Linked DNA regions of Homo sapiens: region 1 is linked to region 2. A link is an interaction called in ENCODE POLR2A ChIA-PET data of the cell type or tissue named here. Cell type or tissue: OCI-LY7. All regions are shown on one strand. Each heading gives the region's core, and the rest is flanking DNA. Links, peaks and the distances in the headings are about the cores only.

Region 1 (16,649 bases), core at 4,480-12,479, 470 kb after region 2:
TTAGAATAAGACTATAGCTTAGGAAATGTGCTAAAAATGCAGGGTCATGGGCACCATCCTTGAGATACGGCTCTGGTAAGTCAAGGTGGGCCAAGGAGCCCGCATCTTTACCCAGATGCCTACAGGGAAGGTGTTGCTGGTGGCCGGAGCCTACAGTCTGAGCCATGCTGGCTACTGTCAGTGACAAAGGCTCCCCTGGGCTTTCCCCAGTCTGTGGAACAGTGATCACAGACTCCGTTCCACCTTTTCCTCTTCAAATCCTGGAGAGGATTCCTGAAATTATGAACGGAAAAATTAGAGGGTGAGGACATCTATCCCGTGACAACAGGATTCTTCCTTTCCCAAAAGAATTGCTAAGAGGTGCTCTTATTTTTCAGGAACTCGCCTGTAAGTGTTTGCCACGTTAAGAGCGCGAGGGAGCAGTTTGGCAGATGTTCAGGGAAGAGATAGAGGGCATTTAAGAGCTGTGGTGAACAGTGCATTGCTGAGCAATGAAGATAAAACGGGAATCACAAGCTAAAGTTACAAACGGAATAGGATTTGGCTTATATATTTGTCGAGAACACATCCATTTGCAATTGAAATAATAATGACAGTCTTGTCTAGGTGCCGTGGCTCACGCCTATAATCCCAGCACTTTGGGAAGCAAGGTGGAAGGACTGCTTGAGCCCAGGAGTTCAAGACCAGCATAAGTAACATAGTGAGACTTCTGTCTCTACAAAAGTAAAAAAAGAAAAAAAAATTAGCCAGGTGTGGTGGTGCATGCCTGTGGTCTTAGCTACTTGGGAGGCTATGGCAGGAGGATCACTTGAGCCCAGAAGGTCCAGGCTACAGTGAGCCATGATTGTGCCACTGCACACCAGCCTGGGTGACAGAGTGAGATCCCATCTCAAAATAACCATAATAATAATGACAGTCTCATGAGCAAGTCCTTGTGCTAATTATGCTTTATACATTAATTCACTTAAAAATATATTCACATATGAAATGTGCACATAAATTAACAAGTAAAAACTATAAAGAGGCTGCATTTACAGATGGTCGCAGATCAGCCAAGCAATACAGCCTGTAGTTTAGCCCATGAGCTCTAGACAGCTTCTGGTTCAAGTCCTGGCTCTGTTATTTATCAACTGTGTGACCTTCATAAGGAACATCTTCAGGCCTTGGTTTCCTCATCTGTTAAATAAGATGACACACGTAAAGCTCTTAGCACAGTCCTTGGCATGTAGTAAAACAGCCTCTAAGTGTTTTTAGTTATTGTTATTGTCAGTGCTGCTGGAGCAGAGCACAAGTCCCCTGCCCCACAGCAGAGTAAGTTGGGTCTGAAGCCGCTTTGGACTTCACACACAGCCCCACGGAGATCCACAGGGATCCAAGGAGCGCTGTCAGGCTGGCCTAGATACTGAGATGGTATCCTGAGATGATAGCAACTGCCATCTTTTCCTTGTGTCCCTCTGACGAGTGGAACATCACCAGTACTCACACTGGAAGATGCTCCCTATACAGAAAGCATGTCCTAGAAACTGTGGAGACCTATAAAGTAAGTGTGAGTTTGCTTTAAGAATTAAATGAGGTAGTAGATATATCATGCCTGCCACGCAGCAAATAATCATTATTATGCATTATTATAATCTATAACTTTATATAATTTGCTGTAGTGTCTCTAAAAGACAACCTCACGAATAACAACTAGGATTAATTGAGCACCTACTCCAAGAGCCATCCATTGGGTCTGGATGCTCAATACCTTCACCTTTTTCTGATGACAGCACTCCATTTTCCTTTGGGGAATTGCCTACCCCTCTCCCATGGTTCTGGTGGGACTGCCAATTACAGTCCTCTATTCCAGTCCCTGACAGTTTCTTTAAAACCTGATCAGCCAGAGACCACCAGAAATGAGCCTACAGTCTGAGGAATTCAGATTTCTTTCCTCCGAGCAGTAAGGTGGAGCACTCCAGAGGATCTCCGGAAGGAGGGCAGCTGTCTTGCAAGATTTGGGTTCCTGCTCAAGGATTCTAAGGAGGGTTGAAGGGAAGCAGGCATCAGTCTGGATTGGATGCTGTTTTGGATGAGGGATTAAGAAGAGCAAGGATTAACTACGGATTGAGCATTGTCATGAGGCCAGGGCAGCTGAGCAGTTGGTTATCCCCAGTATTAAATGAGAATAGCAAAGCACGCTTCTGCCTTTGTCTTTGGTCATAGGTAAGAGAGCAGTGGCCACTTGCAGAGGGTCCTTACAGCATTTCACAGCCACTACGACATTGGGAGGAACAATGTTTCTTGCCGGCTTTGTAGCTGGCTTTAACTTTTCTGTCCTCTTAACCTGCTGTTTTCTTTTCCAGGACAAGTTGATTTTCACTCTCAGTCCTAGATAAAGTTTTACTCTTTTTGCCTCAGTGGTGACTTTGAACAAAGACACCATTCCTCACGACATTTTACTGCTATTTGCTAGACAATTGTCATAATGAGTGTTCAAACCTCTGATGACTATGATGGGTAACCCCTGAAGTTTACAAAGCCTAATTGTAATTGTAGGCAGCAGCCCTGCCCCACGTGCCCTGAGCTGGGGCAATCAGGCATTGGGAGTTGGGGCAGGAGACTCTCAGATGGGAGGCAAAGGTTGGAGCAGGCCATCTAAGGAAGAGCCCCAAGGGAGGCTGGGCCACAAACAGTTGCCGCTGAGATTCCTGTCACTGCCTGGGCTCTTCGGGGCCTCCCTGAGGACTGATTGTTTATCTCTTCTTTTGATTCTGGAGCAATCCCAATCATTTCCCAGTAATCCTTGTTAAACTGAGCTAGTCAGTTTCTGTTGCTTACAACCCCAGAACCCTAAATAACGTTATCTGTTTTTGTAGGTCTTCTGTTGGATAGTGGGATAGAGAGGAATAAAGTGCAGGCTCACAGTGGTATACTCACTGTGTACCTATGATGTAAGGGAGTGATTACTCCCAAGACAAATGATTCTTCCCTTTGCAAAGTAATTCACCCCTGGGTCCTTCCCTTTCTCTCCTAACCCCTCATTCTGTAAATTCTATGAATTCTCACTATATCCCCAGTGCCTGGCCCACAGTAAGCCCTCAACAGATTCACTGAATGAATTAATGAATAAATGAATGGAAGTTATCAACATCTCCATTTCTACAGATAGGAAAACTGAGCCTCAAACAGACTCATAACTAAGCTTATGCACATGCTATTAACAAGTGGTAGAAGGCCAGGCATAGTGGCTCACGTCTGTAATCCCAGCACTTTGGGAGGCTGAGGAGTACCGATCACCTGAGGTTGGGAGTTCGAGACCAGCCTGGCTAACATGCAGAAACCCCGTCTCTACTAAAAATACAAAATTAGCTGGACGTGGTGGTGCATGCCTGTAATCCCAGCTACTCGGGAGGCTGAGGCAGGAGAATCACTTGAACCCAGGAGGCAGAGGTTATGGTGAGCCGAGATCGCACCATTGCACTCCAGCCTGGGCAACGAGAGCAAAACTCCGTATCAAAAAAATAATAATAATAATAATAATAATAATACAAAAATCTTAAAGCCACTGAACTGTACATTTAAAATGAATTAAATGGTAAATTTGATGTTATGTATATTTTACACACACACAACATTCACACTCTAGGAGCCACCCTGGCACTCAGAAACACCAAATGTTGCCCATGGCATCTCTCCTAGCCCTGAGGAACACAATAAGGACTCAATGAATGCTGACGTTTTTAACTCATTTTTAGGCTGTGCTGGAGAGAAGCCTTCTCCTGGAGGCAGTACGGTCGAATGGCTAGGAGTACAGACACCGGAGTTCAAACCCCAGGTCAGCCACTTATCAGCTTGGTGACTTTGGGTGACTTATAAACCTGTCTATGCAAGTTTTCTCATCAGTAAAATTGGAAAAACAATGCCTACCTCAGGGGGTTGTTCTAAGGACTAAGTGAAATGATAATGTGTGAAAAGCACTTGGAACCATCCCTAAGACACAGTAAGTGTTCAGTAAGTATCAGCAGCTGGCACAAGGGTGATTATACACTACAGTGAGTTCTGCTGCTCCCAACCCCTCCATTTTCACCAATGTTTACCATACTACCTCTCTGTAATACATTTCGTGCTGCAGATAACTGTTTTTGGCAGGAAAGGAGTTATTACCTTCAAAGCAAGCTGACTCCCCAAAGAGGAGACTTTTTGTGATGAAATTCCAAGGAAGCTCCAGAGACTCCCTCCTTGGTGTTTCTGTCCATCAGCAGTAGGGAGCTCTCAGGAAATGAATTTCTCTTTTTTTTTTTTATTGAGACGGAGTCTTGCTCTGTCACCCAGGCTGGAGTGCAGTGGTGCGATCTCGGCTCACTGCAACCTCCGCCTCCCAGGTTCAAGCGATTCTCCTGCCTCAGCCTCCCAAGTAGCTGGGACTACAGGTGCACACCACCACGCCTGGCTAATTTTTGTATTTTTAGTTGAAACGGGGTTTCACCATGTTGGCCAGGATGGTCTCGATCTCCTGACCTCATAGTCCTCCCACCTCGGCTTCCCAAAGTGCTGGGATTACAGGCGTGAGCCACAGTGCCCGGCCTAGGAAATGAATTCTATACAGAATAATCAGATGGTTCCTGTGCCCTTTGGCTGCTTGTGCAGTTAAGCACATTTATCATGAGCTCTTCTTCTCAGTCATTCGCTATGTGGGATGAAGCTGTTCCCCTCTGGGATTAGGACTTCCCCCATTTCCACCCAGGCTGTTTCTTGTGCTCCGTGATATGGAAGAGACTTGGAGACGTGGGAAGTGTCCCACACAGCTGATCAGCCAGGCGCGGAGGTCCACCCACCTGCAGAAGGGTCACCAGGCTCAGAAACATCCTGTCCACACCTGCAAATCTATCCATGCCTCCTGTTCATGCCCAGCCCATACATTCGATTTTTAAAAATTCATTGTTTTCAAAATAATTAAAAGTCTCTTGCTCACTCTGACAAAATAAGCTGCCATGTTGTGAGATGTTCTGCGGAGAGGCCTACGTGGCAAGGACCAAGGGAAGCCTCCAGCTGACAGCTCATGAGCAACTGAATCCTACCAATAAGCATGTGAGTGAGCCAGTGTTCCGCAAAGGGGCTGGATATGCAGAGCGACCCCCAAATGCCAGAGCCAAGAAATCAAAGGAGGCTGACAAATCCAGCTTGTTGGTAGAGGATTATTTGTTAAGGTAACTTAGAAGTGTGGTCTTGCATGGCCACAAGACAGGTAGATGTGTTACTCCCCACACCCAAGGATTATATACTATGGGGAAATAGTAAATATGCTCTGGCAAGACAGTTAAAAGCAGCCCTCCAGAACAGTCAAGAAGGCTGTGTGTGTCCTAGCCTATAAAGTGTGCAATAACATCAAGGTTGCTTTTTTCTTACACTAGGGATAACAAATAAAGTAGAAACCAGGAGACAAAATTAGCCAGGTGTGGTGGTGCGTGCCTGTAATCCCAGCTACTTGGGAGGCTGAGGCAGGAGAATCGCTTGAACCCAGGAGGTGGAGGTTGCAGTGAGCCGAGAGAGTGCCACTGCACTCTAGCCTGGGCAACAAGAGCAAAACTCCATCTCAAAAAAAAAAAAAAAAAAAAAAAAGACCTAGATAGGGGCCAGGTGTGGCAGCTCAATCCTGTAATCCCAGTACTTCGGGAGGCTGAGGCCAGAAGACTGAGAGACTGAGGCAGGAAGATTGCTTGAAACCAGGAGATCAGCCTGGGCAACGAAGCAAGATCCTGTCTCCACAAAAAAAAAAAAAAAAAAAAAAAATTTAAGGAAACAAAAAAAGACCCAGCTAAGCTGCACCTAGATTCCTGACCTCCAGCAACTTTAAGATAATGTTGTTGTTTTAAGGCACTACATTTTAGAGTAATTTGTCATGCAGTGAAGAATGACTAATATAGGTTGAGGGTCAGTTTTATATGTTAACTTGTCTAGGATACAGTCCTCAGTCAATCAAATAGCAATTTAGTTGTTGCTGTGAAGGTTATTTTGTAGATATGATTAAAGTCCATAGTCAGTTAACTTCAGGAAATAGAGGCCAAGCGTAGTGGCTCACACCTGTAATCCCAGCACTTTGGGAGGCCAAGGCAGGTGGATCGCTGGAGTCCAGGAGTTCGACACCAGCCTGGGTAACATGGTGAAACTCTGTCTCTAGAAAAAATACAAAAAATTAGCCGGGCGTGGTGGCACATGCCTGTGGTCCCAGCTACTTGGGAGGCTGAGGTGGGAGGACTGCTTGAACCCAGGAGGCGGAGGTTGCAGCGAGCCAAGATCACAACACTGCACCCCAGCCTGGGCGACAGAGTGAGACTCTGTCTCAAAAAAAGAGAAGAAAGAAGAAAGGAAAAAGAAGAAAGAAGGAAGGAAGGAAGGAGAAATAAGAGATTGTCCAAAATAATCTGGGTGGGCCCGATTCAATCAGTTGAAAGGCCTTAGAAGAGAGGAGTTGAGGGTTTCCAGAAGAAGAAATTGGACAACAGTTTCAGTTCATGCCCAAGAGTTCCTGCATGCCTTCCTCACAGCCTGACATATGGATTTCAGAACTCCCTCGCCAACTCCCACAACAGTATCAGCCAATTCCTTGCAATAAATGTCTCTCTCTCTCTCTCTCTATATATATATATAAAATATATAATTAAAATTGTTTAATATACATAATGCGCCTGGCGCGTTGGCTCACGCCTGTAATCCCAGCACTTTGGGAGGCCGAGACGGGCGGATCACAAGGTCAGGAGATCGAGACCATCCTGGCTAACACCGTGAAACCCCGTCTCTACTAAAAATACAAAAAAAAATTAGCCGGGCGCGGTGGCGGGCGCCTGTAGTTCCAGCTACTCGGGAGGCTGAAGCAGGAGAATGGCGTGAACCCGGGAGGCGGAACTTGCAGTGAGCCGAGATCGCGCCACTGCACTCCAGCCTGGGCGATAGAGAGAGACTCTGTATATATATATATATATGTATATATATATACACACACATATATATGTATATATATACACACATATATGTATATATATGTGTATATGTATATATACATATATATGTATATGTGTATATATACATATATATGTATATGTGTATATACATATACATGTATATGTATATACATATATGTATATATATACATATAGACTATATATAATATGTATATATTATATATTATATATCATATATCATATATTATATATGATATATATTATATACAATATATCATATATATGATATGATATATATTGTTATTATATATGTGTATATATAGACATAATGCATCACAGAGAATAAAGAAATGAAAACAGTATCAAAGGATATGCCATAAAAAGGAAGACTCCCTCCGCTTGCTGCCTTTTAGTTCCCTTCCCCCAAAGAGATCTCTGCGACCTGTTTCTTTAGCATCCTTCTAGAAATTGTCTATGCGCGCAGGAACATATATTTATTCTTACCTCCTTACCCTCATGCATGTTTTAGCACACATGTTATACGGAGTTCTGTATCTTGCTTTTAAAAATTTATTTAACTATTGTGGTAGTCTTCCTATCAGCTCATGGAACTGGCTCCTTTTTAGTAGCTGCATTGTATTCCATTTTACAAGTGTGCAAAACTATTCAATCAGTCCCTGATTGACGGATATTTAGGTTGTTCTAATATTTTTCTTTAACAAGCCGGGATGCCATGGATGCCCTTCCAGAAAGACAAAGGACTTAGATTTCTTTCTGTCGGATATGGGGCTTTCCCTCCCTTCCCGTCTCACTTTCCCCATAGAGTTGGCTGTGTATGTGGGGCACATCCTGTATTTTGTCTACTTGACTTTGTCAAGACTCCTTGAATGTCCTGTGTTCAGCTTTTTTCAATACATTCAAAAATCATCAGAGCTACTTTTCCTCGACAGTAACTGGCACCTAAATTAAATCACCTAAATGGCAACACTAGCTGAAAAGCGTATCTCCATAAAGATTTGGACAATACCTTCTTGGTTTCATGCAGGTTCGGCTGAGGGAAGAACAGAAGGGAAGACTGAGAATTAAGGGTACTTATTTTTTTATTCGGGAAAGGAAAACACTGTTCTTTGCAGAAGCCCAAAGTCATGAACAGGAGCCACCGTTAATTAGAGATAACTTCTAATCATACACACGTTCTGAAAATCAGCCAGTCGGCGACAGCATCGCTGCAGTAACTGCACTCCTAAAAGTAAGCGGATCCACTACAGCCCGAAAGGCAGCGCATCAGGGCCGGCCCCTCGGTCCCCTCCGCTGCTCGACAGCAGCCAATGAGCAAGTGTCTCGCTCTAGCGCCGGCGCTCCCGGAAGTCGGAGGCGAAAGGCAGCCTCCGCCTGTGATTTGCTAACACAGCTGAAAGGCCTTAGATTCCTAAATACTTAGGCTTCAGAAGCGCCACCAGACCCTGCATGACCCGCTTCCCTAAACCTTACACTAAATCAGCCCTGGGGGTTGGGAGACTTTCCCATAGAGGTACGGTTCTCTCTTGCAAGCAAACCGGAAGTTCACTTTTTTTTTCTTTTGGCATCAGATGTCAGGTTCAATGTAACGCAACTCTTTTAACAGTTGGACCTTGTTTATGGTTTGTTATGAGTTTGGACTTACGAGTGACAGATGTACTGAAGCGGCTGAGCTTAGCAAAGTCAGTCTTCCATTTTTGCAGTAGTTTATATGATCTGTTTTTTATTTGCGTATATTTGAACCACTGATTGTCAAAAAGCAAGTGTAAATTTTGTGATGAAATTTCTGACCAGTGGACATTTATTAAACAAGGAAAAGTCCTTTTGAAGCTCTTTGTGCAGTAATTGTTCATTTAGTATAAAAATGATAGAAAGTTAGATGGAAACTAGCATATATGAATGGCTAAACATAAAAGAGATGTAAGATTTTCTCAACCAGTACTAAGAAAAGTGATACACCAACAAAGTTTTTTGATTAAGAGAAACTCAGATTAAGACAAAAATAGTTGTAATAGAAGTTGTAATGGCCTTCCACACTATATCATTATCAGTCTTTCTGCTCAAATAACTATTTGAACATACTACTGACAAAGTATTTTCTGGTTCCAAAATTGCAAGCAAAATTTCAAATGCTAGGATAAAATCGACTGCCCTAATAAAAAATATAATAGCTTCATTTATTATTACAGAGATTATCAAATATCTAAATGCCTCATCTTTTTGTGGCATAGCCACAATACAAGTATCACAATACAGGTACAACTTTTCCTGCGCGCACTAGTTTTCTCATAAAAACACTTGCAACAAGGCAATTGCAGGTAGAATCCCTTCCAGGTGAGACTTCAGAAACAATAGCAAATATTTGCAGAGCCTCTTGAGTTGGCAGTTAATGAAAACGTTTTTACTGCTTTCGTTGGAAATAATACAAATAGAACTTTTGTTGGATGTATGCTTACAAGTACACTATTTATTTGAGTTGAAGCAAAGCCTCAATGATCCTATGGAAGGTATTGGCAGTCCTGCTCGTGTTCTCATAATGCTGCGTAAATAGCATTGGATGGATCTCTTCTATTGAAACTGAAGTAATTATCATGAAATTGTTCTCTTACTTTAGTATTTATAGGGTTCTAACTGAACATTTTAAGGATTTTTATGATTTTGGCATTCGGAATTATTCATTTCTCTTGCATTCAAAAATCCATTGGATCTCTTTAACAAACATAGTTGAGAGAATCTTCCATTTATTTCAAGCACTGAAATTATACTTTAATTATGAAGAAAAGGCCCCCAAAATTCTTGACTTTTAAAATAATCCATTGAATGGTGCCTAGTTATTTCTCATTCATAGTTTTCAGTGTCAATTCTGCTATAGGATTCTGCAAATTGAAAGAGCAAATAGTGTTATGGAAGTACTACTCCATTGCTAAATGTATTTGTTGAATGTGTTGAAGGAGAATTGATGAAAAATGCATCCCTTGAATTATCAAAACTATTGTTAAAAGGGACATTACATATGAACAGGAAAATACATTTTAGCTCAGAGTGGACAATTATTACAACACTTGTTATGACCATCTTTCAAGATGGATTTCATCCCTTGAAAAATTCAGTTTTTTACATGGATGTTACTAAATACTTTTCCAGTGTGGGTACAAGTGGAATCACCATGTGTGGTGTGATGAAAAAGAAAGAATAAAATCTATACTACATTATATTACATGTGTTTTTTAATTTATTACATGAGTTTTTATTCCTTCTTTTCATTACACTACATTATATGTTATGCATACAGGTACAATGATTATTCAAAGTTGAAGCAAAACCTAAATGATTACATTACGTGAAAAATTTCATGATAATTACTTCAGTCTCAATAGAAAACATCCAGTGCTATTTAAGCAGCATTATGAGAACATGGGCAGGACAGCCAATATCTTTCATAGGATCATTCAGGCTTTGCTTCAACTTTGGATAAACATTGTACCTGTTTGCATACATCCATCAAAAGTTCTATTGTAATCTACATGTAGTGTAATGAAAAGAAGGAATAAAAACTGATGACAGTGCTCCTTCTTGTCAGTGGACAACATTTTAAAGAGTCATTGATCAAAAGATGCAATGTGATCCTGAAGAACGGAAAAGCAAGTTATGCATGAAAGATGACACATGTGCTTCAGCCAATCAAATTTGAAGAGTAATTCTCAGAGTTGGTAACTTTATGCCTATGTATGTTCAATACACTGGCTTGTAAAGCTAATGTCAAGCATGATTTCTCATTAATGAATGTTCAGTGGCCAAAAGAACAAAATAAATTGGATGCAACCACTGCAGAAGTCATGATAAAATGTAAATGGAACACAGACTAATAGTAAGGAATTTTATACATAAATTCTGCAAAATGAAGAACTATTAGGGAGCACAAAATCTCCAGGGAAATATAATTAAAGAGGTATGTAATTTAGATATTTACAATTTATTTCAGATAAGCAATGAATATGTTACTAAAAGTAATTTACTAAAAGTATAAGTCAGTGCATGCAATATTTTTCTATCTCAGTGTACATATGCACAGGCAATTATAAATAATTCAGATTTCACTGATGTTCTGTACTTTTATTTGTTAAATCTACTCCCTCAGCCTCCGTGCCACTGTGCCTTTGTTTGTGCCTGCCTATAATGCCTTCCTCCTCCTCTTAAATGATCAAATCCTGGCTCTTTTGAGCCCATCTCAAAACCCTAGTAATAATGGTAATGGTCCCTTAGTGAGGGCTAACTCTGTGCCGGGCACTGTTCTAAGGGCTTTATATTTGTCAAATCATTTGCTCCTCCCTGAGATTCTTCTTTTTTTTTTTTTTTTTTTTTTTTTTTTTGAGATGGAGTCTCGCTCTGTCGCCCAGTCTGGAGTGCAGTGGCGCAATCTCGGCTCACTGCAAGCTGTATTTCCTGGGTTCACACCATTCTGCCTCAGCCTCCCGAGTAGCTGGGACCACAGGCGCCCATCACCACGCCTGGCTAATTTTTTGTATTTTTAGTAGAGACGGGGTTTCACCATGTTAGCTAGGATGGTCTCAATCTCCTGCCCTCATGATCTGCCTGCCTCGGCCTCCCAAAGTGCTGGGATTACAGGCAAGATTATTATTCTTGAGAATAATACTACATACAATGTGGCAGCTATTATTTGCCTTAGACGCATTACATCATTTACCCTTCGTGAGGCAACTGCTCTTGATAATAATAGTACATACTGTAAGGTAGATCTTATTTTTCCTATTTTATGGGTGAAGCCATTAGGGAACAAAGACATGTCATAACTTACACAGAAGTTACACAGCCCAAAAGTGGTAGAGCTGGGATTCGAAGCCAGATAGTGTGGCCATGGAGTCCATTTCTGAACCCTGACTTGCATGTACCCTGCTCTGCCCTGTGAGACTCTTCAAGCTATGACCCGCTTTCTCATTTAATGTTGGAGCCACACAATTTATTATATAGTTTTTTTCTTGTGATGGAGTCTAAAATTACTAAATTTGTTCTCATTTCTCCCTTTAAAAGGAATCTGCCATAGACAAGAGGTGGAATCAACTCAAACATCCATCAACAGATGAATGGATAATCAAAATGTGGTAGGAAGAGGCATAACTACCGTGATGATAAAAAGCTCAGTGAGGCCAGTTGCGGTGGCTCATGCCTATAATCCCAGCACTTTGGGAGGCTGAGGCCGGTGGATCAGTTGAACTCAGGAGTTCAAGACCAGCCTGGGCAACATGGCAGAACTCCATCTCCACAGAAAAAAAAAAAAAAAAAAGCTGGGCATGGTGGTGTGTGACTGTAAGCCCAGCATTTTGAGAGCCCAGGGCAGCAGGATTGCTTGAGCCCAGGAGTTTGAGACTAACCTGAGCAACATAGTGAGACCCCATCTCTACAAAAAAATTTAAAAATTAGCTAGGTATGTTGGCTTATGCCTGTAGTCCCAGTTACTCAGGAGTCTGAGGTGGGAGGATTGTTTAAGCCTGGGCAGTGGAGGCTGCAGTGAGCTGTGATCACACCACTGCAGTCCAGCCTGGGCAAGAGAGCAAGACCCTGTCTCAAAAATAAATAAATAAATGAATAAAAAGTTTAATGATTGCCAAGGGGTTCAGAGAGTTAAATAGGTCCTAAATCATAGTGTCATATAGAATAGTTTCACTGTCCTAAAAAAATCCCCTATATTTTCGGGGATTTTTGACACTATGCATGTCTCAAAACCCATAGAATTTTATAGCACAAAGAGTATACCAATTTTTAAAAAATCATTTAGGAGAAGGATCCCAGGACAGAATGTAGAATGTGACAAAACAATATAACTGCATTAAAATGTATTAAACAACCTCACTGAAAGTTATAGAGGGGGAAAGATGCTGACAAGTAACTTTGGAAATTAGTGGAACCTGTCAGATGAAAGGCAAAAGAAGCTGTACATAAGCACTGTGCTCTATTTGATAAAGTTGTTTCACACGGGAGTGAGGGTTACAATCCTGGTACTGCTATACATGTGTACTGAAATCAATTAAGTAAATGGATGGCAGATAGTAGGGGAAAATGTGGTATATGCATACAATGGAATATTATTCAGCCTTGAAAAAGAAGGAAATCTTGTCACATGCTACAACATGGATGAATCTTGAGGACATTATGTTAAGTCAAAAAATTGTTTAATGGCTACAAAGTTTCAGTTTTTCAAAATGAAAAAGTTCTGGAGATTGGTCACACAACAATGTGAATATATTTAATACTACCAAACTATAGACTTAGAAATGGTTAAGATGGTAAGCTTAATGGTGTGTGTGTGTGTGTGTGTGTGTGTGTGTGTGTGTGTTTTACCAAATTAAAAAGAAAAAGAAAGGCCAGGCATGGTGGCTCATGCCTGTAATCCCAGCACTTTGGAAGGCCGAGGCAGGCAGATCATGAGGTCAAGAGATCGAGACCATATTGGCCAACATGGTGAAACGCAATCTCTACTAAAAATACAAAAATTAGCTGGGCATGGTGGCGCACACCTGTAGTCCCAGCTACTTGGGAGGCTGAGGCAGGAGAATCGCTTGAACCTGGGAGGCGGAGGCTGCAATGAGCCAAGATCACGCCACTGCACTCCAGCCTGGCAACAGAGCAAGACTCTGTCTCAAAAAAAAAAAAAAAAAAAAAGAAAGAAAGAAAGAAAAAGAAAAAAGAAATTATTCCTTTGCCTTCTAGGCTTCTCCCCTCTCTTCTGCCCTCTAAGAAGCCAGTTTTTGGTGGTTTCACATCTGGGCTTTTGAGATGAGAGAGAAGAAGGGAGAAACAACTGAGAAGCCAAAAGGACTGACAGAAGTTTACTACAAGGAAGAGAAGAACAGAGCTAAATTGAAAGGAAAGCAAGGTAGAACCCCACTTTGGCTGGTCATGTGGGTGTGCTGTTGGGGCAAAGAGATTTTTTAGTTAGAATTAAGAATTAGTATCCCAGCACTTTGGGAGGCTGAGGCGGGCGGATCACGAGGTCAGGAGATCGAGACCATCCTGGCTAACACGGTGAAACCCCATCTCTACTAAAAATACAAAAAATTAGCCAGGCCTGGTGGCGGGCACCTGTAGTCCCAGCTACTCGGGAGGCTGAGGCAGGAGAATGGCGTGAACCCGGGAGGCAGAGCTTGCAGTGAGCCAAGATTGCGCCACTGCACTCCAGCCTGGGCGACAGAGCGAGACTCCGTCTCAAAAAAAAAAGAATTAGTGGTTGGCTGGGCGCAGTGGCTCATGCCTGTAATCCCAGCACTTTGGGAGGCTGAGGCAGGCAGATCCCTTGAGGTCAGGAGTTCAAGACCAGCCTGGCCAACATGGCAAAACCCCGTCTCTACTAAAAATACAAAAATTAGCTGGGTGTGGTGGCATGTGCCTGTAGTCCCAGCTACTTGGGAGGCTGAGGCAGGAGAATCGCTTGAACCTGGGAGGTGGAGGTTGTAGTGAGCTGAGATAGTGCCACTGCACTCCAGCCTGGGTGACAGACTGTGTAGAGCAGTTCCAAATGCTCTACACGTGTCAATTCATTTCATCCTCACAACTATCCTATGAGTGGCCATTATGATTATCCCCATTTTACAATTGAGGGAGCTGAACTACAGGAAGGTTAAGAAAAGTGTCCCAGCTAATTAGTGATTGATCCAGAATCTGAATCCAATGGGCTTCAGAGCCAGTGTTCTGAGCCACTTGGGGCTTTGGCTTTTATGTGCAAGGTACCACTGAGCTACAGGGAGTATGGGAAATGCAGGGAGTAGTGACATATGGCTATCATTATAGGAGGTAAGACAGGGCCTCAGAAAATGAAAAGGTGGAAAACAGCAAGTAGCAGAAAGAAAGGCTCAGCAAAAGCCTTGGCAGGGGATTCCACAAACATGTGGAAGGGGGCAGGATGTTGGAGTATAGGGGTGGGGAGTGGGGAGTCTCTGATGGGTCAGACATTGCACCTCCAGACACAAGGGACTGGCTACAAAGGTTGAATCTCTTGTTTGCCACCCTCCCCATTTGTGGATTTTTTTTCTGAGCGTATTAGATATATTGCTGCATAACAAATCATTCTCAATTTAGCAGCTTAAAACCACAAGTGTTTATTATCTCACAGCTTCTGTGGGTCAAGAAATCAAGAATGACTTAGTTGAGTGGTTGTGGTTGTGGTTGTGGTTAAGGGTCTCTCATGAGATTTCAGTGAGGCTACTGGCCAGGGTTGCAGTCATTTGCAGTCTTGACTGGGACTGGAGGATCTGCTTCCAAGATGGCTCCCATGGCTGTTGTCTTGTTTCCTCGCCACCTGGGCTTTTCCATAAGGCTGCTCCAGTGTGGAAATGGAGCAGCTGACATCACTGAGAAGGTGATCCCAGAGAGAAAACAAAGAAGAAGCTGCAATGGCTTTTATGACCTAACCCTAGAAGACACACCCATCATTTCTGCACTATCCTGTTGGGTTACACAGGTCACCCCATCCACTGTGGAATGGGACTACATAAGCGTGTGAATCACTAGGAGCCGTCTTGGAGGCTGGCTGTCACACCGAGTTACTAAAATTCATAAAAATGTAATTCCTAGAGCCTGGAGGTCCACAAGGGTATGGACTTTGCTTTGTTCATTGTTGTGTCCCCAGAACCTAAAATAGTGCTGGGCACATGGTAAAGGCTCAATAAATATTTTATAAATGAATGAAAAAGAAGACTGCAGGGCAGGTGGCAATTTACTTGGCTTGGATGGAAGCATAAGATTCATTAAGTTTTCAAGGTTTTGTTGTTGTTTTTCCTTCAAGACAAAATCATTCATTTCATACAAATATTAGGCAGAATGTATCCAACCCGCAGCACCCACTTTGAAAAAATATGATGAGTCAATGAGACGATGCTTTAAAAACTTTTAGCACAGTGACCAGCACAGAGTAGATGGTCAATTACTTTGATCAAATCTTTTTATTAAATTTTTTTTTTTTTTTTTTTTTTTTTTGCCAAATGGGGCAGGGGGTTTTGTTTGAGACAGAGTCTTGCTCTGTCACCCAGGCTGCAGTGCAGTGGTGCGATCTCAGCTTACTGCAACCTTCACCTCCCAGGTTCAAGCGATTCTCACGCGTCAGCCTCCTGAGTAGCTAGGATTACAGGCACGTGCCACCACACCCGGGTAATTTTTGTATTTTTAGTGGAGACAGGGTTTTACCATGTTGGCCAGGCTGGTCTTAAACTCCTGGGTTCAAGTGATCTGCCCGCCTCTGCCTCCCAAAGTGTTGGGATTACAGGTGTGACCCACCACTCCTGGCCAGATCACATCTTAATAACAAGTTAGTGTGTGTCTGTGGCAGATTGTATTTTTTAAACATGGCCATACTTGTACATGTATCCCGTCCAACATGCTCTTCTTATAATATTACTGAACTTCTTACACAGAGAGATGGGGGTCTATGTTTTCTCTTTTTAAATCTGGATAGGGGCTTGTGATTTCTCCAACCCACAGAGCTCAGCAGAAGTGATGCTATATGACTTCTGAGACTAGGTCAGAAGAAGGATACAGCCTTAGCCCATCTTTGTCTCTTGATACGCTTGCCCTTGGAACCCACCGCTATGTTGTGAGGAAGCCCAGGCAACAAGGAGAGCCATGTGTGAGTGTTCCACTGACAGTGAGCACCTGTTGTCAAGACATGTGAGTCAATGAGCTTTC
Region 2 (16,649 bases), core at 3,585-11,584:
ATAATAGACATCATCTGTGGTCTTCCAGAGATTAAGTTGCCAGAACAACTGCACTACAGCCTTCAAATAGAGCCATTCACCCATTCCGCAACCTTTACTAAATTCGGTCCCCCTGTCACACACTCCCCGGCAGCCTCCAGTTGTTCCCACATTATAATATTGTTCACTTTTACTGCAAACCTGGGGTCACAAACTCAAATGTCTATGGGAGCCAGCCAGATAATATAAATGAACAAAGCAGGCTACATGATAACCAGAGGGTCCCTGCCTGCCTAGAGAGAGAGGCCACTCAGTTCCAGTTGATGATGTTAACTTCAGGATGCTTTTCTTGAATGGAGTTCTTTGCAGATCTCTTCTGGTTGAAATAAGTCTATACCCAATGTCCTGACACTGTCAGGATGGGCTGTGTACTAAGTTGAATCATTGTATTCCACTTATACACAAGAAACCTCAGAATATGACCTTACCTGAAAATAGGGTCTTGCAGATGTAATTTGTTAAATTAAAATGAAGTTATACTGGATTGGAGTGGGCCCTAACTCCAGTGACCTGTGTCCTTTAAGAAAAGAGACAGAGAGGCTGTGCACGGTGGCTCACGCCTGTAATCCCAGCAATTTGGGAGGCCGAGGCGGGTGGATCACCTGAGGTCAGGAGTCCGAGACCAGCCTGGCCAACATGGTGAAACCCCGTCTCTACCAAAAATACAAAATTAGCCAGGTGTGGTGGCAGATGCCTGTAGTTCCAGCTACTTGGGAGGCTGAGACAGGAGAATCACTTGAACCCGGGAGGCAGAAACTGCAGTAAGCCAAGATTGGCACCACTGCACTCCAGCCTGGGCCAGACAGAGCGAGACTCTATCTCAAAAAAAAAAAAAAAAGAAAGAAAAGAAAAGAGACAGAGAGATACAAATACGCACAGAGAGGAGAACAATGTGTGCAAACAGAGGCAGAGCTCAGAGCAATGTTATCCACCAGCCAAGAAATCCCAAGCATTGTTGGCACCTGCCAGAAGCTGGGACAGAGGTATGGAACCATCCAGCTCAACAGAGGACTCCTTTGGAGTCTTCTCATTTTTTTTTTTTTCTTATAAAAAGGCAAGATCTTTCCATGAAAAAGAACAAAAGCAAACTCGTGCATGGGCCTCTGTGCTACATGGTTTCTCATCTGAACAACCACAGAGGCCCCAGCCCACTCTGGCCCCTTTTAATCCATTCTCCACATTGCGGCCAGAAGGATCTTTTGAAAACTCAAATCAGATGATGTCACTCATCTCCCTGAAATGCTTTAATGATGTCCCACTGCTATTTCAATAAAGACTAACATTGTTACCATAGCGTATATGGCCCTGCAGGCTCTCGTCTCTACTCCCCCTCACTGCCTTGGTCTCACTGGATTCCTGTTGCCTCTCTGCCCTATGTTCTCTTCAACCTCAGGACCTTGGCACATGCTGATCTCACTACCTCAAATATCCTCATTCTTCCCACTCCCACAATGCACACACACACACATTCATGTATATACCTACTTCCTTCACCTGGCAAACGCCTACTTATCCTTCAGCACTCAGGTCAGCCATCATGTCCCTGACCACTCATCTAAAGTTAGTCCAGGCCGGGCGTGGTGGCTCACACCTGTAATCCCAGCACTTTGGGAGGCCAAGGCAGGAGGATCACTTGAGGTCAGGAGTTCAAGACCAACCTGGCCGACATGGTGGAACCCCTTCTTTATTAAAAATACAAAAATTAGCCAGGCGTGGTGGTACACGCCTGTAATCCCAGCTATTTGGGAGGCTGAGGCAGGAGAATGGTTTGAACCTGGGAGGCGGAGGGTGCAGTGAGCTGAGATTGCACCACTGCACTCCAGCCTGGGCAATAGAGCAAGACGCTGTCGAAAGAGGGGAGGGGGAGGGGGAAAGAAAGTTCAATCATTTTCACAGTCATCATACCATGTCCCTTTCAAATTTAGCACCTCTCACCAAAATCTGTGTGATCATCTGATTCACATCTGCCACCCTCATTAGACTGTTATCCCTTGTGCCTAGGACGGTGCCTGCCACACAGTGTGGTCTCATAGGAGACAGGACAGTGTTCATCTCTCCAGGGAATTTGCATGTTTGATTTTCTCCTACTCCAGGTTAAAAGTTCTCTACAGTCTTTTTACTTCAGTTGTCCTTGGATTGTACTTTTGTTTTAGGTACATTTCACATTTTGCACTGTTCTGTTATGTTCTAAGTCTTCTGACTATGCGCCACAACTGTGGGGAGGGATTACATTGTGATCATTATTGTCTTACACAATGTATAGTATGGGGCCCTATCATATTTAATAAGTATTTGTTGGGTTACTAAAGACGTATTTTTAAACCTTTCCTTTTAATAATGGTAAGGAAGGCTTTATACAGTTGTACAGGCAGAGTGTAATGGCACAGAGGCTAAGAGACAGGGCTCTAGAGTCTGAAACCTGCTTGAATCTGCTTTGTGCCAGGTGTAACTCAGGGGAGGACAGGTTTTGGATGGGAGGGCCACTTCTTTGCAATGCTGATTCTAGTTTTTAAGAAGCCTTTATTAGAAATGTCAGGTTTTTGGCTGGGAACAGTGGCTCATGCCTGTAATCCCAGCACTTTGGGAGGCCGAGGTGGGTGGATCACTGGAGGTCAGGAGTTCAAGACCAGCCTGACCAACATGGTGAGCCTGGGAGGCAGAGGTTGCAGTGAGCTGAGATCATGCCACTGCACTCCAGCGTGGGTGAGAGAACTAGACTGTCTCAAAAAAAAAAAAAGAAAGAAAGAAAGAAAAAGAAAAAAAAAAGTCAGGTTTTCTACTGCACGGATTCCATTCTATTGTAAATGCCTTGCTCAGATGGGTTTAAACTCTTAAGTTTCACTATCTGTTTTTAGCTGGGTGCTATTCCTACCCCCAAAAAAGCATTTGATAATGCCCAGTGGCATTTTTTATTGTTATGACTTGAGCTAGGGGGTTGAGGGGGAGGATTGCTACTGGCATCTAGTAGGTCGAGACCAGGATGCTGCTAGACCTCCGACAGGACACTGAAGCCACTGCTGCCACCACTGCCGCCACTGCCACCACCATTACCACAACCAACACAATCGCCACCGCCGCCACCACCTCCAACAAATAATTATCTGGCTCAAAATATCAGTAGTGCTGAAGTTGAGAAACCTTGTTCTAGACCATTCTATTTCAATGTCCTAGGGACTCTGGCCTTATATTCATAGACATCATGTCACAGGCTTGAGTAACTTAGTCTCTATGGCATTTCAATCAGCTCCTCTTTTAAAAGAAGAGCCTTTGACAATAATCAGTGTGTTTTAAAACTTTGTGGACCATACGGTAGTTTGCCCTGACCCAAATTAAATCTCTCATCTCTCCCACCCAGGCCCCCAGATTCCCCATTTTGGCCATGGTCCTTCAGAAGAGTCCAGAGAGCCTCAAGGCACTACAGGCTGTTCAGTGCGTGCAAGAAATCTGTGGTTAATCACTTCAACCTGCTTTACTTCAACAGATTTTCGGAGACCTGTTTATTGTTCCACTGCTTGGCTACTCTGGAGTTATCTATGACCGAAGTCTTACATTTGTTTGCAGAGCAGAAGAAGGTATATTTTTATTCTCACATCCCTTCCAAGTCCCTGAATTAAATTAGTGTGAACTTTCCAAAATAAATTCACCTTTGAGATGAAATGAAGCATGGAAAGTTTCAACCCAAAGGATACCTTATTGGAAAGTTAGAAGCAAATGAAAATAGGGATTATGATGATATTTTACTGTAACTTCAGCACTTGTAGTTACAAAGGCTAGAGTATTTGTTCATAGAAAATATTCTCTAAAGGGTTGATGCATGCATTCCAGGACTGACGTTCTTCAGACTCCAAGGGAAAAAATAGAACGGAAAAATCAACACATGTGGATCTAATTCTGCACCATGTCACTGGTTAAAATCCAAGGAAAGAATGTTTTATCAGAATGAGACATGGGGAACAATCAATAATAGGAAGGAAGACCTCTGATTCTCTCACTCCACAAATGTAATTTGGTGGACCATGATTGTGGTCTAGCAGCATTTGTCAGCAACTGCAAGTTCACATTTTATGTGTATAAGCCACCACGATTTTTCCTACAGAAAACTATTCTCATAGCTCTGGGCAATTTGTAATATAGACAGATGGTAGGGCATTTGGAGTTGTTTTTTTTTCTCTTAATACTCAACATGAGAAAACATTTCCAATCACTTCCAACCCCTGGAAGATTTGAAATCTGGACGATTCTAAGCATGCACCTTTTAAAAAATCAATCCATAGCCATAACTGTGACTTTGCCCACATAAGGCCTAAATACTATTAGTCGAAGCAGCATTAAAAGTAGTGTAGCAGGTCAAGTGTGGTGGCTCACGCATATAGTCCCAGCACTTTGGGAGGCTGCGGCAGGTGGATCACCTGACGTCAGGAGTTCAAGACCAGCCTGGACATGGTGAAACCACGTCTCTACTAAAAATACAAAAATGAGCCGGGCGCAGTGAGCCGGTGTGGTGGCAGGCGCTTGTTGTCCCAGCTGCTCGGGAGGCTGAGGCAGGAGAATTTCTTGAACCCAGGAGGCGGAGGTTGCAGTGAGCTGAAATTGCGCCACTGCGCTCCAGCCTGGGCAACAGAGTGAGACTCCATCTCAAAAAAAGAAAAAATAAAAAAACCAGAACTGCTCTGTAAAGCAGGGTTCCTGGAAGCTCAGCCCTCCCTTCATCCTCCTGCCCCCATCCCAATACTCTTCTTGGTTCCCTGCTGTCCGGATAATCACATGAAAAAAAAATTGTTTCAGGATGAATTTTTTTATTTTCAATTGATTGAACTGGCATCATTTAGAGCTGGTCTTTACTTAGGCCACGAGAGCATGTTTGTACTTCTCCTTAATTTTAATACCTCACATAAATAGTAGTTACTGGGGAATATAATCTGGGGGGTTTGACTTTCGTTTTTACTCTCCTTGACTCTGTATTATGTTTTTTATTATTTCCTGGAAAAGGCAGTTTTTACTGTAAAAAATAAATAAATCCTGGCTCAGCATGGTAGCTTATGCCTATAATCCCAGTACTTTGGGAGGCCAAGGTGTGAGGATCACTCGAGACCATCCTGGGCAACATAGTGCGACCCCATCTCTACAGAAAATTTAAAAGTTAGCCGGGTGTGGTTGCATGAGCCTGTGGTCTCAGTTGCTAGAGAGGCTGAGGCAGGAGGACTGCTTGAGCCCAAGAGGTCAGGGCCACAGTGAGCCATGATTGTGCCTCCATCCTGGGCGACAGAGTGAACCAGTCTCAAAAAAAAAAAAATCAATAAATCAATTTTGAAAAAAACTAACATGTTACCAAGTTTCCTTTTTGCCCTTTTGGTTAATTTTTTAGATTGTATATTGGGCAAAAGGAAAAGGGACAAATTTCATCTTCTGTTTTCTTCACCTATAATTTGATCATGTATATGGAGTTAGTTAAATTGATACACACTCTAAAGCCAGAAAAGGGTCTGACGCATTCTCCCATCTGCATTTTCATTAACATAGTCTTGATGAATGTAAGATGCTGGCACTGTGGTGTCTGCCACCCACTGACGGTCAGTATTGATTTTGCTGCCTTGGATGGCTACACAGAGATCCTGCCCTATATCGTGGCCCCATACGTGCACCACTTTGCATCAAAGAATCCCCATTTTCAGATGAAGGAAGATAGTTCGTCTGTTAAGGGCATGTCCTTGGCATGGGCTAACGAAACAATCACATTCAAAACCTAAAGGTTATGTGTATATTGGGTAATTCTAGATTTTTTAATAAAAGCATTTAGTAAAATTCACAGAACCTTTAATTTATACTTGGAATGCAAAGACATCTTTAAAACCTTTTCTCACTGGGCGCAGTGGCTCACGCCTGTAATCCCAACACATTGGGAGGCCAAGGCAGGTGGATCACCTGAGGTCAGGAGTTTAAGACTAGCCTGGCCAACTAGTGAAACCCCCTTCTCTACCAAAAATACAAAAATTAGCTGGGCCTGGTGGCACATGCCTGTAATCCCAGCTACTCGGGAGGCTGAGGAAGGAGAATCACTTGAACCCGGGAGGCGGAGGTTGCAGTGAGCTGAGATCATGTCACTGCACTCCAGCCTGGGTGAAAAAAAAAAAAAAAGTTTTTGCATCAGAAAATGGTCCCCTCAAAATGCATGTTATCACCAAAACAATAATCACCACCTCAGATCTGTAATCCTGCCAAAGAAAGCTATTCAATGGGGCAGTGAGATGACAGGGGCTCACAGAAGCTCATGTTCCCTGAAATATCCTTTGCATTTGTCTTTAAAAAGCATGAGGGGAAATCAAAGCAGCTGAAATTGTGGCTTTTTTTTTCCTGGCCAGATCTGAAAAACAATATTCCAGAAGCTGTGCATCTTATCTTATGGTCCACATTTCCAGTGGGGCCGAATACAGAAAGTGCATTTGGATTGGCACGTGGTTTGAACTATTTTACTTTAGAGAAAGAAAATTGAGCAATCTTGGAAGAACTCCATATTCTTCTTTAAAAAAAAATTTTTTTTTCTTAGGTTCCTCTTGAAAACTACTTTGAGCAGGAAGGAAGGGTTTGGAACAGCTGTCCCTCGGTGAGTTTGGAGAATGTTAATCACTGTCCCTTCTCTCTTTTACTTAAAGATTAGCTCACATCCCAGGCCCCTGCAAAAGGAAACCGCATATACTTAACTTTTGAGACTATCGTGAGGAACTTTTCTGTAACAGTAGTAGCATGTCAGCCAGATCTAAAAGATGCTCAAGTCTGGAAACTTACCCCAAGGCAATGAGAGCCCATAGGGTCAGCAATGGGCCGACTGGACATTTGAGAAAGTCATTTATTTCTTGACTAAATTTCCCCAGGAAAAAGTAAAACTTAAGAAAAACAGAGCACAAATGAAACTGCCATATACATAGGCATCTGCAACTTTAACCAAAGGGTGCTCTCAGGCAAGGTGACCCTGCATACACCATGTCAGCTTAAAAATATTATATTAAAGGCATTTTCCTCTGTATATTAAGTAAGGAAACATGCAGGGAAATAGATAACATATAATTCCATTTTAATAAAATAATGATTCCTCCAATCCAAGATTTTAAAAAGCTTTTATACGATTATTTGAGCACAGAGCTAGATGTGGAGGGATGTACAACCCACTGCGAATATTTGTAACAGGGAAGAGAGTAAGAGGAGGAGGGAGGAGGTGTTTTTAAAAAAAGAGAAACAAATTTTCTTGGATAGAAATTTTTGGAATTTTTTGTTTTGGAAACAAATTTTCTTGGATAATATGCATGCCATAATATTATGGAAAATTAAGACTAAAATTCTATCTTTGGTTTTATTGTAAAATGCAAACACTGAGTATGTACATAGACAAGAAATACAAGGTGACACAAATGGAAACTTGTTTGCTTTAGGATGAAATCATGGATAATTCTCTTAAAGCAATTGCCATAAGCCATTTTAGAAATATGGAATATGATACATTCTCTACCTGTGGCCAATACCCTTTATAACACACTGGTTAGATATGTAACCTTGAGACAAAAATGAAATGCATCTTAAAAGTCGGTCTGAGACTCTGTGAATACAGGTGGTGGTCTATGGAGTCTAAATGAATCATTCAGGCTAGAGAATTCCAGCCACACACACAAATGGGACAAGAAGTGAAGCCGTTCGCCTCAACGACTGATTTCCTTGGGCACCTGGTGGTCGCGAGGTCTGTGACCCCAGGAAAAGCTGGAGGCCGACACACCAGAGCTGCACAGCACTGAAGGGAAAAGCAGCATCTGACCCAAACATTTGAAACAGGTACTCTGAGTCTGTCAATATGGCCACAAGATGCTCGCTTTACATGGTGGATAGGAAACTGATCAGAAAAAAAAAAATAAGGAAATAAAATATTAAAACATGTAAATGTGACGGAAATTATAAACAGCCTAAAGCTCCTCTCCCTTCGGGAACAGCTGTGTCTGCTAATCCCTCGAGGAGTCCTCCCTGCGATCCCCCTTCCTTCCTTCCTCCCTCTCTCTCTAATAGCTCCCTTGTTCCTGCTGGACAAAACTAGCCCTTTGTGGCTGCTCTCAGAACAACATTAAAAACAGGAATAGGGAAATTGTAAACAGGAGGCTTCTGGCCTACAGGCGAAGACACACACAGGCCTCTGAGGCCTACTTCATGCTAAGCAAAGAAACAGATCTTTGTTGCTAAAGGGATTAGGACCGCGGGATTTCGGAGGCACTGCTGAGGCATTCAGCTGGCCTGAAGTAGGGGCTTTGTAAAGAGATACCTCCATTAGAGGTCTGTGAGCGGAAATCATTCATACTCTTTATACAATCTGGGTAATGTGATAGCGCTGGCCTGTTAAACGCCTCTGGTGAGGCAGGGTCCCATCTCCTTGAATGGTAAATTCTTTAGCAGCTAAATAGATGGTGGTATAATTACCTTCACTGAATTTTTCTGTGGGGGGTGGGGGTTGTCTTCAACCTTTAACCCTTAGTGGGAATAACATTAAAGGATCACCCAGTGTCAGGGAGGCAAAGACTTTCCATGTCCACTCGGAGATAGTCTTTGGCCTTCTGTTGTCAGCATAATGTGATTAAAAAAAAAATGGAACTCTTCATGCATCATCTTAACATATAGTGAATGTCCACTTTGTCCCCACATTCATCAGGATGATGACTATATCCATAATTGCCTCTTTCCATGTCCCTTGTCTAGACAGCCCTCCAACTTGCTTACCTCATTCCTGTCTAGTCCGTGCCCACTTTCCCCAGCCAGGCCTTCCTTGACTTGCCCTCCCCAAGTTGGACTGGTACCCTTTCTGTAGTGTCCACGCCTGTCTCTCCCACTGCATTTTCCATAAAGTGGAGGACTATGTGTGTCTGCCTACCCCCATAGATGATGAGTTCCTAGAGGCTGTGGCTTATTTACCTTTGTATCCACAATGCCTGGCTCTTAATAGATGTCTGAGCTGTGCACAGCACAGTGTGAGATGGACAGGTTATTTGGCCTTTAGACTGGTCCCTGTGGTTGCTGGAAAGAACTTTCCTAGTGAACCTAGGGGTCTTAAGAGACCAAGCAACATACACTGTGGCCAGTTAGGAAAGAAAAAGTGAGTCCTCCAAAAAACATAGCAAGTGGTCGCTTCCCACAAATGGCCAGCCTCTTTCTGAATAACTTGGCTGACCTTGATCCTGCCTCCACATTCTTCTTGGTTAGGGAATAGTCACCAGTAAAATGGAAATGTTCTTTGGGTTCACATTTGGAGTCCCTGGATCCAAATATTAATTATGGTTTCAGCTGTTATATACTTAAAAAAATCAGAGCCAACTCCAGACTTAAAGTTAGAACTGAAGAGGGAAGAAATGATGCATCCAAGCTAAGAGACACTTTCCCTGGTTTTATCAGCCCATCCTGGAGGGCTAACAAGTTCATTTTGGGAGAAAGTGTGGCTCTAGGTAGATGTGGGGTTTGCAGTCATTTCACTTGGAAGGAGTCCTGGATTCTGTTTATAAGATATGACTGCAAATACGACGGAGGCTTTGCAACAACTGTTAGAAGGCAGGGTTTTGCCTGTATGGATGTTCTCAGAGATCTGGGTTATGCTTCTATAAGGGCATGACCTTGAACATCATTAATTGTTGGTTCTTTCCATTGTTCACAATTATCTTTCTAGATTACCTCTCTCTTCTCACCATTTGGCAGATAGGACTTTCCGCTCTTACATTATTAACAATCACTGTCTGCAAAAAGCAGTTAAATATGGAATCAAGAAAATAGCTATGAGGCCATGGGTTTTGTCTCTAATTCTGCCACTTACTTGATCATCCACTCAACCAAAAAGTACTGAGTCCCTACTATGTGCCGCACACTGCACCAGGCACTGAGAACACGGAGGTGAGCATAGCATGGGACTCAATATAAACAGGGGTGGACACATGTAACAAGAGAGGCTGAGACCATGACAGCCACCTGCACATGGCTTTCTGGAAGCATGAAGCAGTGAGTGCCAGAAGGAGTTTAAGGAAGGCCCCCAGAAGGAGATGAGAACTTAGCTCAGAAGATCCTGGTAGGGAAAAAAAAAAAAAATCCATAAACATATTTCTGATAATTGAGGAAAGTTGAATACAGACTGCATATTAAATATTATTATATTGATTTTAAAATTCTTGAGCATAATGGCATTGTGGTTATATAGGAGAGCATTTTCGTTGTTGTTTTTAGTTTCCCTGGCTGGAAAGCAGTCGCTATTCATAGGCGCGATCACAGGATCACAGCGCAGTACAACCTCAAACTCCTGGACCAAGAGATCCTCCTGCCTCAGGCTCCCAGAGAGCATTCTTTTTTTTTTTTTTTTTTTTCTTTTTTTTGAGACGGAGTCTCACTCTGTCGCCCAGGCTGGAGTGCAGTGGTGCGATCTCGGCTCACTGTAAACTCCGCCTCCCAGGTTCACGCCATTCTCCTGCCTCAGCCTCCCGAGTAGCTGGGACTACAGGCGCCCGCCACCACGCCCGGCTAATTTTTTGCATTTTTAGTAGAGACAGGGTTTCACCGTGTTAGCTAGGATGTTCGCGATCTCCTGACCTCGTGATCCACCCGCCTCGGCCTCCCAAAGTGCTGGGATTACAGGCGTGAGCCACCGCGCCCGGCCAAGAGCATTCTTAGCCTTAGGGAACACGTGCTGAACTATTTATGTGTGAGGAGTCATGATATCTATAGGTTCCTTTCAAAGAGTTCTGAAAAACATTTGTTTTCCTGTGTGTGTGTGTGTGTGTGTGTGTGTGTGTGTGTGTGTGTGCGCGCGCGCGCACATACATACAGCAGGGGTGAGGAGAGAATATGGCAAAATGTTAATCAGTGAATCTACGTGAAGATACATGAATATTTCATGGTACAATTCTTTGTGTTTGAAGTTTTTCAAAATAAAACATTTGGGCCGGACGTGGTGGCTCACCCTGTAATCCTAGCACTTTGGGAGGCTGAGGCAGGTGGATCACCTGAGGTCAGGACTTCGAGACCAGCCTGACCAACATGGCGAAACTAAAATACTACTAAAAATACAAAAATTAGCCAGACATGGTGGTGCACACCTGTAATTCCAGCTACTCAAGAGTCTAAGGTGGAAGAATCACTTGAACCTGGGAAGCGGAGGTTGCAGTGAGCTGAGATCACGCCATTTGCCCTCCAGCCTGGGCAACAGAGCAAGACTCCATCTCCTAAAATAAAATAAAATAAAATAAAATATAATAAAATATAAAAAATTTGGTAAACAACTTGAAATACACATACAGGTTGAGCACCCCAAATCTGAAATGCTCCAAAGTCCAAAACTTTTTGAGGGCCAACATGATGCTCAAAGAAAATGCTCATTGGACCATTTTGGATTTTGGATTTTTGTATTTGGGATGTTTAACCAGTATAATGCAAATATTCCAAAATCTGAAAATCTTCTGTTCCCAAGCATTTTGGATGAAGGATACTCAACCTATATGTAAAGCTATTTCAAGGGCTAAACACTGCACTGAAAAAAGAAGGCATTTGTCAGATCAAGACAGAGGGGAAGGCACTCTAGGGAGAGGGTATGGTGACAGCAGAGGACTTGGAGCAGTAGCCGGTACATCAGTGAAGGCAGGGACTTCATCCGGATTGTTCCCTTCTGTATCCCCACACATGGAACTGCTCCTGGCACAGAGTCTGCACTTGTGTGGATTTGTCAAATGAATGAAAGAGTTAAACAGTGTCATTGATGTATGTAGGGAACTGCAAGCAGGGCAGACTACAGTGAGCATAAGGTTTGCATTAAGGAGTGAGAACTGGTTTGGCTGTGGAGGCAGGGGGCCTGGTCATGGAGGTCTTTGTATATTCTGCCAAGGTCCTGGGGCTTTATCCTATGGGCAACAGGAGCCATGAGCAGGAGGCAATGCCATCAGATTAGCATCCTGAGGGACCACCCTGGCAGTCAGATGTCACGTGGAGTGATGGAGCACAGGCCTGGAGGCAGGAGACAGGGGTACCAGCCAAGATGCCTTTGGCTTCCTTAAACACAAAACTCTGACTGAAATTGGCTGAATTTATCAAGGGACGTATTATCTGGTATAGCTGGAAGCTCTGAGATGACAAACAACACGGAAGACTTATTCAGTGGCTCAACAACATCACCACGGACCCAGTTTCCCTACCGCTCTCCTTCTCATCACTCCACTTCTCTCTGTGGCTGGCTCTGCCTACAGGCTGCCTTTTCTCATCTTCAAGAGATGGCTGCAGCAGTTCCCAGGGTGACATCCAGGCATCCAGGCACAGTGATGACCATAGACAGAAGGGAGCCATCTCTTCTATGTATCTTTTTTTTTTTTTTTTTTTTTTTTTTTGAGACAGGGTTCACTCCCATTGCCCAGGCTGGAATGCAGTGGCATGCTCTCGGCTCACTACAACCTCCTCCTCTCGGGCTCAAGCAATACTCCTGCCTTAGCCTCCTGAGAAACTGGGACTACAAGTGCACACCACCATGCCTGGCTAATTTTTGTATTTTTAGTAGAGATGGGGTTTCACCATATTGGCCAGGCTGTTCTTGAACTCCTGACCTCAAGTGATCCACCCACCTCGGCTTCCCAAAGTGCTGGAATTATAGGCGTGAGCCACCATGCCTGGCCTATTTTATGTATCTCTTTCTTAGCAAGATAACTTTTCCAGAAGCTTCCCAGCAAACCCTCCCTCCCATCTCACTGGCCCCGATTGGGTCACACACCCCATTCCAAAATCAATCATTGTCAGGGGATAAGTTTACATGTCTGGCTTAGCATAATTTACACATGGTGAGAGTCAACTGCTATGAATCATCAGTCAAAACTCTTGAAAGGCTACTGGGCCAGGCAACAGATGCTAGCAGCCCAAGCTACAATAATGGTGGTAAGGGATGGGGAAGTAAGAATAGGTAAGATTTATTTAGCAAGTTATGTTGGTAGAGTTTAGTGAATGTGGGAGGAGGAGGGAAAGGAGGAAGGAAAGGACACCCTCATCCATATTTCCAGCTTGGGTGAGCAGGTTAGAAGGAAGTTTGCTAACTGAGATAAGGTACACGGTGGGGAGGAGAGGTGGGTTTGGGGAAGAGATGGTCTGGGGCAGGCTCAATTTGAAGTGCCCATGGGCACTGGAATAAGACATTGAACAGTCAGTGGAGTGCAAACCATGATCCCAGGGTGGTGGTCCATAGTCAGATCTAGTTCTCGGATGGGCTTTGGTTCAGAAAGATGTTAAAAAAAAAATTGAACCAACATTTACTCTTTGAGAGATTCCAAATAGGATTATGTATTTCTAGCTTCTGTGGGAAAATTGGAAAATCTGGTGACACTGGCTCTGAATTCCTATGCATCAAGAGTTGGCTGGAGCCCAGCAGCAGCCACCCACTTTGGCTAAAACCAGCAGCTCTCTGGTCTGCCACACTCACAGTCAGTTTCATTCATTTTCTTTACCTGCTTGGCCCCTGAGGACATTTCCATCTGACACCTCTGATGGGGAAGAGGTCTGAGCTGCAGATATACATCTTGGAGTCACCGGCATTTAGGTGGCAGCAGAAGCCCTGACTGTGGGTGCCATTGCCCAGAGATGAAGTAGAATGAGAAGCAGTCAGGGAAGTATCCCTGGGGCCATCAAGTTTTTAGAAATAGAAGAGAAATTCATATAGAAGAGAAAGAAATGGTCAAATAAATTGGGGCAGAAGCAAGAAAGCTTGAAGTCTCAAAAGCTAAGAGAGGAGAGTTTGAAGCTGGAGGCAGTGCCCACCTGGGCCAGGTGCAGCAGGGAGGTCCAAAGACAGGAGGAGCCAAAGGAGACACAGCACTGGGGAGATGAGCTGTGGGTGCCACAGGGAGCGTTGCTCCCTCGCATGGTGAGGGAAGAAGCCAGAGAGCGATGAGTTGGGTAGAGGATGAGAGTTAAGTGGACAGAGTTCACATAGACTACTTGGGTGAGAAAGAGAAAAGAAAGTTGGGGTGGAGGCTAGAGAGGATATGGGGCCATGGGATGGTCCCTTTTAAGGATCAGTGAGACTTGGACATCTTAATGGGAGAAATAAGCCACTGGTGAAAGAAAGGCCATAGACATGTACCACACAGGGATGAACAACAGAACCAAGTCCAAGAGGAGGTGGTGGAGGTGAGGAGCAAAAGAGTCAGGCACCACTGGCTGGATCCACCAATAACAGGAGGGGTGTCCAGGCCTCCAAGGCTGGTGCATAGCAGGGGACACTAAACCTGAGTGTGTTCAGAAATCTGATGGCTATCGATGGACCTTTCATGATGGAGGTGGTGGTGGGGTGGAGAAATCAGTAATCTTTCAAAGGAATACTCCAAGGTGCCCATCTTTTTCCATTTGGTGTGAAGGCTGGGGTGGAGAGGTTTATCACTCACAGGTCCTGACTTATAAGCAGCAATGGGTAAAGAGCAGAGCAAGCCCTGGAGGCTGGTTTTCAAACCCTTGGAGGCTAAGTTCCTATCAGCAGAGGGGAAGGAATGTGCAGGCACAGTGGAATGATCATTCTTCCTGGGAGGCAGGAAGCTCTGGGAGGGGAGGCAGTCACAGCATCACACACAGCCTTGAGAGCTGTAGACAATGGAGCCCTCTCTGGTACACATCCTGGTTTGGGTGAGTGTTCCGCCCCTTTTCCTGTGCTTAACTCACTCCAGAAGCATCCACCATAACCAAGATGGACTAAACTTAACTCCACTCTTGCAGATGCCCCATCAACTCACAGATGCAAGTGGTGTCATCAAAGCCCCAGCATGTCACCCAACCGTTAACACCAATCCACATAAAGAAAATGAGCATGCATTCCTGTTTGCTGGATGCTGCACACATTCTTTAAACAGAGTAGGCACTTGGGTGCCACCTTTATTCAAGGTCTTCAGGTTTCTTTTACGGGGGACATCTGCCATAGCAACTTTCAGTGGGCATTTCTTTTCTGATGAAGCTTTCTATCCTGGGGAGCCAGGGAGACTCCAAGGCAATGGAGTCCCCTGGCAGCTCACTGTCACAGGTCAAGGTTTTGATTATGACAAAGAAGATAAAAGAAGAGAAGCCCCTCATGGTTTGTGGCTGCAGCATTACAGGGCTGCCAGAGACCCCAGAGCATGGGTGTCTTGGTGGTCCACATTCTGTGATCCAGGGGAGGAACCCTGAGGAGTAGGGAACTGCCCACCAGAAGAGCACTCACAACACACTCAAGCTTCTTGACATACAATTCCAGATGTCATCTCTAAATTCACAGTGACCTTTTCCCTAAACTATGTTTTGATACAGGGCGAGCAGAAGCGAGGGGTGATACACAGCAACATCGGTGAGCATCTGAGCTCGCAAGGAGGCAGTGGCCTCTGTGCCCCCTCTTCCCACCCGTATCTTAATAAAATTTCCTAAGGATAATTATTTAGATTGTCTCTCTTTTGTGTCTTATGTATTTAATGGCAGAGCTGCTATGAGGCAAAAAGAAACAAACAAACAGAAAGCTCTTTTTAAAAAATGCAGGAGGAGAAATATGCCAGGAAAGGCTACTATTTGACATTAGGCATTCCTGGGATAACTAGGATTTAGCTAACATAAAAATTTCCATGTTTTAAAAAGTATCTCTGATTTAAAAATAATAACAAATCTGGCTACAGCCCTTGCAGTGGAAAAATCAATACTCTTTTATTCCTGTAAAAGCTAGGGCATTAAAACAGAATCCAGGCTAGAAGAGGTGGGTATGCCGGCATCATTTCACCTGTTTTGAATTATGCGGTTAAACCCAGCGTGCATTTCCCTAGAGGGGGCACAGACGCTTCTTCCTTCAAGAACATGCTAAACATCCATCTGTCAGAAACAATTTTGGGGTATTGAGGTGCAGAGACGGAGAACAGAACAGACCATCCCTTGGGGTTCCTGCCCGTACAGAACAGTTGTGTCTCTGCTAGATGCATGCACCCATTATCATTGATCAACAGTCCCCTGCACGACAGGCATGGCCACCCACGCTGGGGACACGGCAGTCCATGTCCTCAAGAAACTCATCTTCTCCTGGCAGAGCCAGATGCCCAGATAGACCATCCCAAGACAATACCACATTGTGAGAGTAGAATGTTGATGAAAACCAAAACCAAACGCTACAATTAACAATACGGATTTATGGAAAGGGGTGCCATTGAGAGCCGACCTCTGGTACTACCACAGGCACTGGGGGCTTAAAGTGTTTCTCACATAACACAGCAGCCCCTGGGGGTAGCTTTCTTATCTTTGTGTTACTGAGTGACTCCTACGATCCCCAGGGTAGTGAAGGGCAGAGATGGGATTTGAACCCAGTTGCTCTGATTCCAAAGTCCCTGGTCTTTTTATACCAAGCAACATCTTAAGTACCATTTTTAAAATATCACATTTCCCGATTCCCTTCACTGAATTTTATTTGTACTTCTCATAAGGCAATTACAGGCTGGGCACGGTGGCTCATGCCTGTAATCCTAGCACTTTGGGAGGCCGAGGCAGACAGATCACTTGAGGTCAGGAGTTCGAGACCAGCCTGGCCAACATGGCAAAACCCTGTCTCTACTAAAAATACAAAAATCAGATAGGTGTGGTGG

What was found. ChIA-PET counts read pairs that join two places held together with the same protein. Peaks named below come from ENCODE experiments on the same cell type or tissue, not always from the same donor. Only the 100,000 strongest peaks of a DNase experiment are listed, where the experiment ranks them.
Region 1: POLR2A ChIA-PET joins it to region 2 with 19 read pairs; 3 of 35 experiments call an interaction of 5 or more read pairs at or near these places.

What each region holds. Positions count from the first base shown.
Region 1 is chr5:142,016,741-142,033,389 of GRCh38, reverse strand. No RefSeq gene overlaps it. Among named protein-coding and RNA genes, the nearest start is that of GNPDA1, 12 kb to the right of the region's middle. RefSeq lists silencers at 312-606, 15,002-15,061 and an enhancer at 15,212-15,271. In OCI-LY7, for the core only: no CTCF peak of the experiment used is centred there; a DNase peak (open chromatin) is centred at 8,309; H3K4me3 peaks cover 1,627 bases; H3K27ac peaks cover 1,234 bases.
Region 2 is chr5:142,482,997-142,499,645 of GRCh38, reverse strand. No RefSeq gene overlaps it. Among named protein-coding and RNA genes, the nearest start is that of SPRY4-AS1, 170 kb to the right of the region's middle. In OCI-LY7, for the core only: no CTCF peak of the experiment used is centred there; no DNase peak of the experiment used is centred there.